Linked DNA regions of Homo sapiens: region 1 is linked to region 2. A link is a contact called in ENCODE Hi-C or POLR2A ChIA-PET data. All regions are on one chromosome and are shown on one strand. Each heading gives the region's core, a stretch centred on a gene start or an enhancer-like site at or near the end of the contact. The rest is flanking DNA. Distances are from core to core; before and after follow the strand shown.

Region 1 (3,504 bases), core at 801-3,300, 120 kb after region 2:
AGCAGGAAAAATAATACTTTAATTTTCACTGCTACTTTATTTTGATGGTTTTAACAGCAGTAAATTAAATATATTTATGTGTGATTTTAAATATAAGTATGTAACTAAGTAAATTCAATATTATAAGCAGGGAAAATAATACTTTAATATTATACTCTGCTTTTTTCTAATGATTACAACAATAGTTTTTGCCAATATTTTAAAAATCATTCTTACTGTCTTTAAATGGCATAAATGGCATTCAGTAGTTCTCTACTCATTCTAAAAAGGAAAAAAAATTGTATAAAAATTTTCCTTGGCTATAAAAAATTCTTTGTAGGTACTGGTAATTCCCTGTGTCTAACATAAGGAAGAGCCATGGGCCATGACTCAGCCACTCAGCTCCCTGCCCTTGGGCAATTTATTTAACTGTATGGTACTTAACGGCTTCCCACTTCTGAATTAGGGCTTGCTGGAAAGATACAGGCAGGAATAAAGAAATTAAAGTTGAAAGGAGTGTGGATGAGTAGAGGAAAAGGAGTAGACAGCTACATATTCATTTACATGTGCTGGAAAACCAGTATTTAGCTAAAATCTTTTATAAAACTAATGTGATATGACCTGAGCAGAGCCAAAATTTAACTGTTCAGATACATAGTATTCACTCACCTTTTCACTTTTATCGGGGGAACCAGCCCCCAATATTTCAACATACATTCTATTTTCCCTAAGTGTCAGCTGGTCTGAGAAATAAAGAGAAAGAGTACAAACAGAGAAATTTTACAGCTGGGCCTCCAGGGGTGTCATCACATATTGGTAGGACCATGATGGCGACCCCGAGCCGCAAAATCAGCAAGTTTTTATTAGGGATTTTAAAAAGGGGAGGGGGTGTACGAACAGGGAGTAGGTCACAAGGATCACATGCTTCAAAGGGCAGTAAAGATCACAGGCAAAGGCAAAATTAGAATTACTGATGAGGGTCTATGTCCCGCTGTACATGCATTGTCTTGATAAACATCTTAACAGGAAACAGGGTTCGAGAGCAGAGAATGGTCTGACTAGAATTTACCAGGCTGGAATTTCCCAATCCTAGTAAACCTGAGGGTACTGCAGGACACCAGGGCATATTTCAGTCCTTATCTCAACTGCATAAGACAGACACTCCCAGAGCAGCTGTCTGTAGACCTACCCCCAGGAATGTATTCCTTCCCCAGGGTTATTCCTTCCTGGGAAAAGAATTCAGCGATATTTCTCCTACTCGCTTTCTGCAAGAGGAGAAATATGGCTCTATTCTGCCCGACCCTGCAGGCAGTCAGACCTTATGGTTATCTTCCCTTGTTCCCTGAAAATCGCTGTTGTTCTGTTCTTTTTCAGGGTGCACTGATTTCATATTGTGCAAACACACATTTTACAATCCATTTGTACAACAGTGGTCCTGAGGTGACATACATTCTCAGCTTACGAAGATAACGTGATTAAGAGATTAAAGTAAAGACAGGCATAAGAAATTATAAGAGTATTGATTGGAGAAGTGATAAACGTCCATGAAATATTCACAATTTATGTTCAGAGATTGCAGTAAAGGCAGGTGTAAGAAATTATAAAAGTATTAATTTTGGGAACTGATAAATGTCCATGAAATCTTCACAATTTATGTTCTTCGCCTTGGCTCCAGCCGGTCCCTCCATTCAGGGTCCCTGACTTCCCGTAACACACTTTCTAATTGATTTGCATCTAATACAGATGTACATACACAATCTTACTGTACTCTCTGGAGATCAGGAAATATGATGAAAGAGTGTTAAAGACTTACATTTCAAAAGACTAGGCAGTCAAAAGGATATTTTTATTTTAAAAAGGAAAAAAAGTAACAACAACAAAAGACTAGGCAGAATCAGTACAAGGAGTTCTTTGAGGGTGGGGTAGAAGGAATACTGATTTCATATGACTTAAATTAGAGTTTCCTTGAATCTCAGCCCTCTTCAGTCTGCCTCTCTTCTAGACTCAAAAAGCTATGTATTTGCCTTTTGGAATGTGTAGTTTGAAACTTGTAGAGTACTGCTTTCAGCCTTGTCAAAGGCAACAAGTGATTAAGAAAAGCAGTGTACCACCTGGCGGCAGTAGGCAACTATGTGATTAAAGATGTGTAACCATAGCAGCTGTTGGCTCAGAGAAAAACTTAGTCATTTCTTACTAGCTCTCATCTTCCTCCCTCCTTACTTTCTGTTCCACTTCTTCCTTCTTTATTCTTCCTTCTTCTTCTTTCTTCATCTCCTCCTTCTCCTCCTTCACCTTTTTCCTCTCCTCCTCCTCGTTTTTTTTTGTTTGTTTGTTTTTTGTTTTTTGACAGATTCTTGCTCTATTGCTCAGGCTGGAGTGCAGTAGCGCAATCACAGCTCACTGCAGTCTTGAACTCCTAGGCTTGGGTGACCCTCCAACCTCAGCCTCCTGAGTAGCTGGGACTACAGGCATGCACCACCACAACCAACTAATATTTTTTTTATTTGTAGAGAACAAGGTCTCTATGTTGCCCAGGCTGGTCTTGAATTCCTGGGCTCAAGGGATCCTCCTGCCTCAGCCTCCCACAGTGCTGGGATTATAGGCATGAGCCACCATGCCCAGCTTCACTTCTTTATCTCACTTCCTCTTTTCTCTCTCTCTCTTTCTTTGACATGGTCTCATTTGTCTTATCCTTTGTAAATTTTTCAAGACGTTTCTTTTTTTTTTTTTTTTTTTGAGATGGAGTCTTGCTCTGTCGCCGAGGCTGGAGTGCACTGGCACGATCTCGGCTTACTGCATTCTCCTGCCTCAGCCTCCTGTTCCCGCCACCACACCCTGCTAATTTTTTGTATTTTTAATAGAGACAGGGTTTCACCATGTTAGCCAGGATGGTCTCGATCTCCTGACCTCGTGATCCGCCTGCCTCGGCCTCCCAAAGTGCTGGGATTACGGGCGTGAGCCACTGCTCCCGGCTGACTTTTTTTTTTTTTTTAAGAGACTGGATCTCACTGTTGGCCAAGCTGGTCTCAAACTCCTGGACTGAAGTGATTCTACCCATCAGCCTCCCAAGTAGCTGGGACTATAGGTGTGCGCCATTGCATCCAGCTCTAATTCTTCAGGTCTTTCTGGTTTTTCTCCACTCCCCTCTCTCTGCAAATGCCATTATTAAATGTAGCCCCCACCAAAAGGCAAAGAACTAAATAAGATAAAAGCAAAACAGTTTATTCTAGTAACTTATAAATGTTACATTTTAAATTATATGAATTGTCTAAGTCTGTAGCTTGTCTTTAACTCTGCCACTATGGTACTTTACGTACTTAGGAACTTTAAACATCTTTTGAATGATTATTGGGATGAAATATTGGGCTTTTAGAGTCTAGAATCCAAAGCAAAGCAGTTATGCAGCTATGGAAGCGATATAGTTGTTCATTGATTTCTTGATTACTCAAGATGAAGGAGTTCATTATTATACGCAGACTTTCATTTAAATATATAAAATATATATATATTTTTAAAAAACATGAG
Region 2 (3,779 bases), core at 453-2,952:
TAACTGGCCCTTAACACACACACACACACACACACACACTCCTAAGAGTGGTGACAATGTGTTAATTTGATTGTTGTAATCATTTCACAATGTATATGAAATCATCATGCTGTACAACTTGAATAAATACAATTTTTGTCAACTATACCTCAGTAATACTGGAATGAACAAATGAACGAATGATAAATAATTGGCCTGCACTCTTCAAAAATCTCAATGTCACAAAAATACAAATGCTGAGGAACTCTTCCATATTAAAGGAAATTAAAAAGATATGGTAACTAAATACGGTATGTGATCCTGTACTAGATCTATACTGGAAGGAAAAAATGTTAAATAAAGACATTACTGGAACAATTGACAAATCGGAATATGAACTGTAGATTAGATTAAATATAAATATTGTATCAATGCTAAATATCCTTAATTTGATAAACATACAAGAGGATACCCTGGTTCTTAAGAAATTCACACTTTAGAAATAAGGGGTATAAGAGCATAGTGTATGTAACCTATTTTAGAATGATTCATAAAATACAAATAATAGGCTTATTTATATATTTATACATGTATATTACACATGAAGAATAGTAAAAACAAGTGTGGCAAAATGTTAAGAATTGGTTAATCTGAGTAAAGGACAACAGGAGTTCTCTATTATTTTTACAACTTTTCTGTAAGCTTAAAATTATTTGAAACTAAAAAGTTTAAAAAAAAAAATGGGCCGGGCATGGAGGCTCACGCCTGTATTCCTAGCACTTTGGGAAGCCGACGCAGGCGGATCACCTGAGGTCAGGAGTTCGAGACCAGCCTGGCCAACATGGTGAAACCCCGTCTCTACTAAAAATACAAAAATTAGCCAGTCGTGGTGGCGCGTACCTGTAAATCCCAGCTACCCGGGAGACTGAGGAAGGAGAATCGCTGGAACCCAGGAGATGGAGGCTGCAGTGAGCCGAGATCGAGTCACTGCACTCCAGCCTGGGCGACAGAGCGAGACTCCATCTCAAAAGAAAAAAGAAAAAGAAAAAGAAATACACACTAACATCAAGGAAAAGAGCTTTCACTTAATAACAGAAGATCTAAGTTTGTGCGCTACTTCTGTTTGTTAAATATCCTTCCTTAAGCATCACACTTTTCTCACCTGCAAAACACCATCCCAAACTTACAGAGGTCTCTTTTGATCCATACAAATTATGTGTATGAGAGATCTAACTGTAAATTATTATACAAATGACATTATAATATTAAATACTTAGGAGTTTGCCAAAATAAAGAATGGAGTTCGTTTTCTTAAGGTACCGTACACATTAACTACAGTTATAACAAACTACGGAATAAGCGGTAGTGGTGTAAACGGTGTTCCTTAAAGGAAGGTAATGTTTTTTGCCCTGTTCCGTCAAGTCTTAAACGCTTGACATTTTAAAATAGTTTTAAACCCTTTCCGGAATTAGAAGTGGTATTTCGGACCGTGAAGTAACCGATCAGCCATAAGTGTCCCATCTTTAAGGCCTGCTCTTTTACCCGTCTTGCAGAAGTTCTTCCGAGAGTGGGCCCGAGACAGCCTCCCGCCCGAACTAAACTCTCCGCAGCGCTTCCGGCCCTTGGCCCCGAAGTCTAGAACCCTGGGCCGGCCGCAAAGGAAGGTCTGCCGCGCATGCGCGCCCCGGCGCAGCCTATCCGGAGCGATCCATCTCGTTACGTCACCACCAGCCTAGCTCGGACGGCAAGCGGCGGGAGATTTTCAAAATGGGAGCCCAGAGGCACCGCCCAGGCCTCGGAAGGTGTCAGGGAGAACTTTCCGTGGTTTCAGCGTCGTCGCCTGGAGCGGCGGTTTAGAGAGCCGAGCCTGATGGGCGCCAAGGCCGGCTGGCTGCTTGGAGCGCTGCCTCGAAGGGACTGCGTGAAGGAAGCTAATCCGGAGAACCCAGGCCAGAGCCTGGAAATATGGCGACCTGCATCGGGGAGAAGATCGAGGTGAAAAGACTCGGCAGTCTGCAGCGGGGCGGGTGGGAGTAATTGTGGGAGGACACGAGACCGCTGTGGGAAGGGGAGCGAACGAAGCTAACGGCTGCGGGGCGGGCACCGAGGTGCTTAGGGAGGGTCCCAACGGCCCAGACCCCTGCTGTTTAGGGGCGGAGCGGCCCGCCCCTCAAGAGACAAGAGTAGGGAAGGCGGGACAGGTGAGTCCCTCCCCGCCCGGCAGTGTCCCGAGGCACTGCGGCTTTCTTTCAGCAATCCCGCCCGAGCTACCGCGTTAGAGCAGGGCAGGGCTACCTCCCACTTCTCCAAGGGGATGGCGGTTATCTCCGGCGGGAGCTGCGGCGGGATTCTGACCGAGCCCTCCGCTCCCGGGGATTGGCTGGAGATGGGAGGAGGGCGCTTAGGCTGCACTGAGGTTGAGGAACCAGATCACTAGGGTGCACCATCACCCTGAGCTTCCAGTCCAGCCTGGAAGCGCAGGTATCCCCGCACGGAGTCAACATGCCTTCCACCCTAGACACCTGCTGCATCGAGGTGTAATACCCGCTTGAATTTTGTCAAATTCCCCACTCGATCCATTTTATCTTCTTTTTCCAGCCCCTTCCCATCTTCCTTTCTACTGTGAGTCATCACACATAATCTTTAATTTTAACTTTTAAGGATTTTAAAGTTGGAAATCTGCTTGGTAAAGGATCATTTGCTGGTGTCTACAGAGCTGAGTCCATTCACACTGGTTTGGAAGTTGCAATCAAAATGGTAAGAATAAACTAATCAACTTCTCTCCTGTACTTTGCAAGTAACTAGAGAGGTATCAGAGATGTCAGAAACTCCTTGTCTACTAGCCTTTCCTTTGATTATAGTGTAAGGAACACTTTACATAGGCAGAAGACAATAGTGCCAAGTCCAGCCGTTGAACTTAAAAATATTTTAGGAAAGCCTTGACCTTGCTTAAGTAAGTTTTATCTTCATTAATGTTCAGTAGACCTCGTATGTGGTGTAATTATCCATACTTGGAGTAATGAGTAGAAATCAACTAACAAATAATTTGTTTATAGTTCACTGTGTATAATTTTGTATTTCCCTGTAACATACAAAATATTATTCTTGATTGTTAGAAGTCAGCCTAATAGGAGTAACATAAACATAAGCAAATTAAGAATTATTTGTCAGCCGGGTGGGTGGCTCACACCTGTAATCTCAACGCTTTGGGAGGCTGAGGCAGGTGGATCACCTGAGCTCAGGAGTTTGAAAACAACTGTGCAACATGGTGAAACCTCCTCTCTACCAAAAATACAAAAATTAGCTGCTGCTGGGCACGGTGGCTCACGCCTGTAATCCCAGCACTTTGGGAGGCCGAGGCGGGTGGATCACCTGAGGTCGGTAGTTCAAGACCAGCCTGACCAACATGGAGAAACCCCATCTCTACTAAAAATACCAAATTAGCCGGGTGTGGTGCTGCACACCTGTAATCCCAGCTACTCTGAAGGCTGAGCAGGAGAATCGCTTGAACCCGGGAGGCAGAGGTTGTGGTGAGCTGAGATCGCGCCATTGCACTCCAGCCCAGGCAACAAGAGCTAAATTCCCATCTCAAAAAAAAAAATTAGCCAAGCGTGGTGGCATGTGCCTGTGGTCCCAGCTACTCAGGAGGCTGAGGTGGGAGGATAGATTGTGCCTGGGAGGTTGAGGCTGCAGTGAACTGTGATCATGCCACTGCACTCCAGCCTAGGTGACAGTGAGACCCTGCCTTTAAAAAAAAAAAATCATTTATCTAAACCACTTAGAAAAAGAACTGGAGGTTT

The links. Hi-C counts contacts between places; a loop is a spot of excess contacts on that map. ChIA-PET counts read pairs that join two places held with the same protein, here RNA polymerase II (POLR2A). Pooled maps may share reads with other maps.
Region 1: a loop to region 2 is called in a pooled map, with 8 times the contacts of the local background. The contact joins the enhancer-like site here to the promoter of PLK4 in region 2. A Hi-C loop is called at or near these places in 1 of 168 maps with a recorded cell type or tissue (PC-3), 5 of 37 single-sample maps with no recorded cell type and 10 of 50 pooled maps. POLR2A ChIA-PET finds 5 or more read pairs at or near these places in 9 of 52 experiments (B cell, GM12878, OCI-LY7 and 5 more).

What each region holds. Positions count from the first base shown.
Region 1 is chr4:127,995,586-127,999,089 of GRCh38, forward strand. The region is part of intron 4 of ABHD18 (abhydrolase domain containing 18); the gene reads left to right. Among named protein-coding and RNA genes, the nearest start is that of ABHD18, 32 kb to the left of the region's middle. RefSeq lists a silencer at 1,980-2,029. Within about 2 kb of position 2,051, at least 2 of the 41 ENCODE cell types and tissues checked have a DNase peak (open chromatin) inside an H3K27ac peak, as active enhancers do; they include B cell, where a contact is called at or near this core.
Region 2 is chr4:127,879,191-127,882,969 of GRCh38, forward strand. It overlaps PLK4 (polo like kinase 4), which reads left to right and starts at 1,703. Exons shown (of 16, transcript NM_014264.5): 1 at 1,703-1,974; 2 at 2,641-2,736. The coding sequence starts at 1,945. RefSeq lists an enhancer at 1,787-2,026.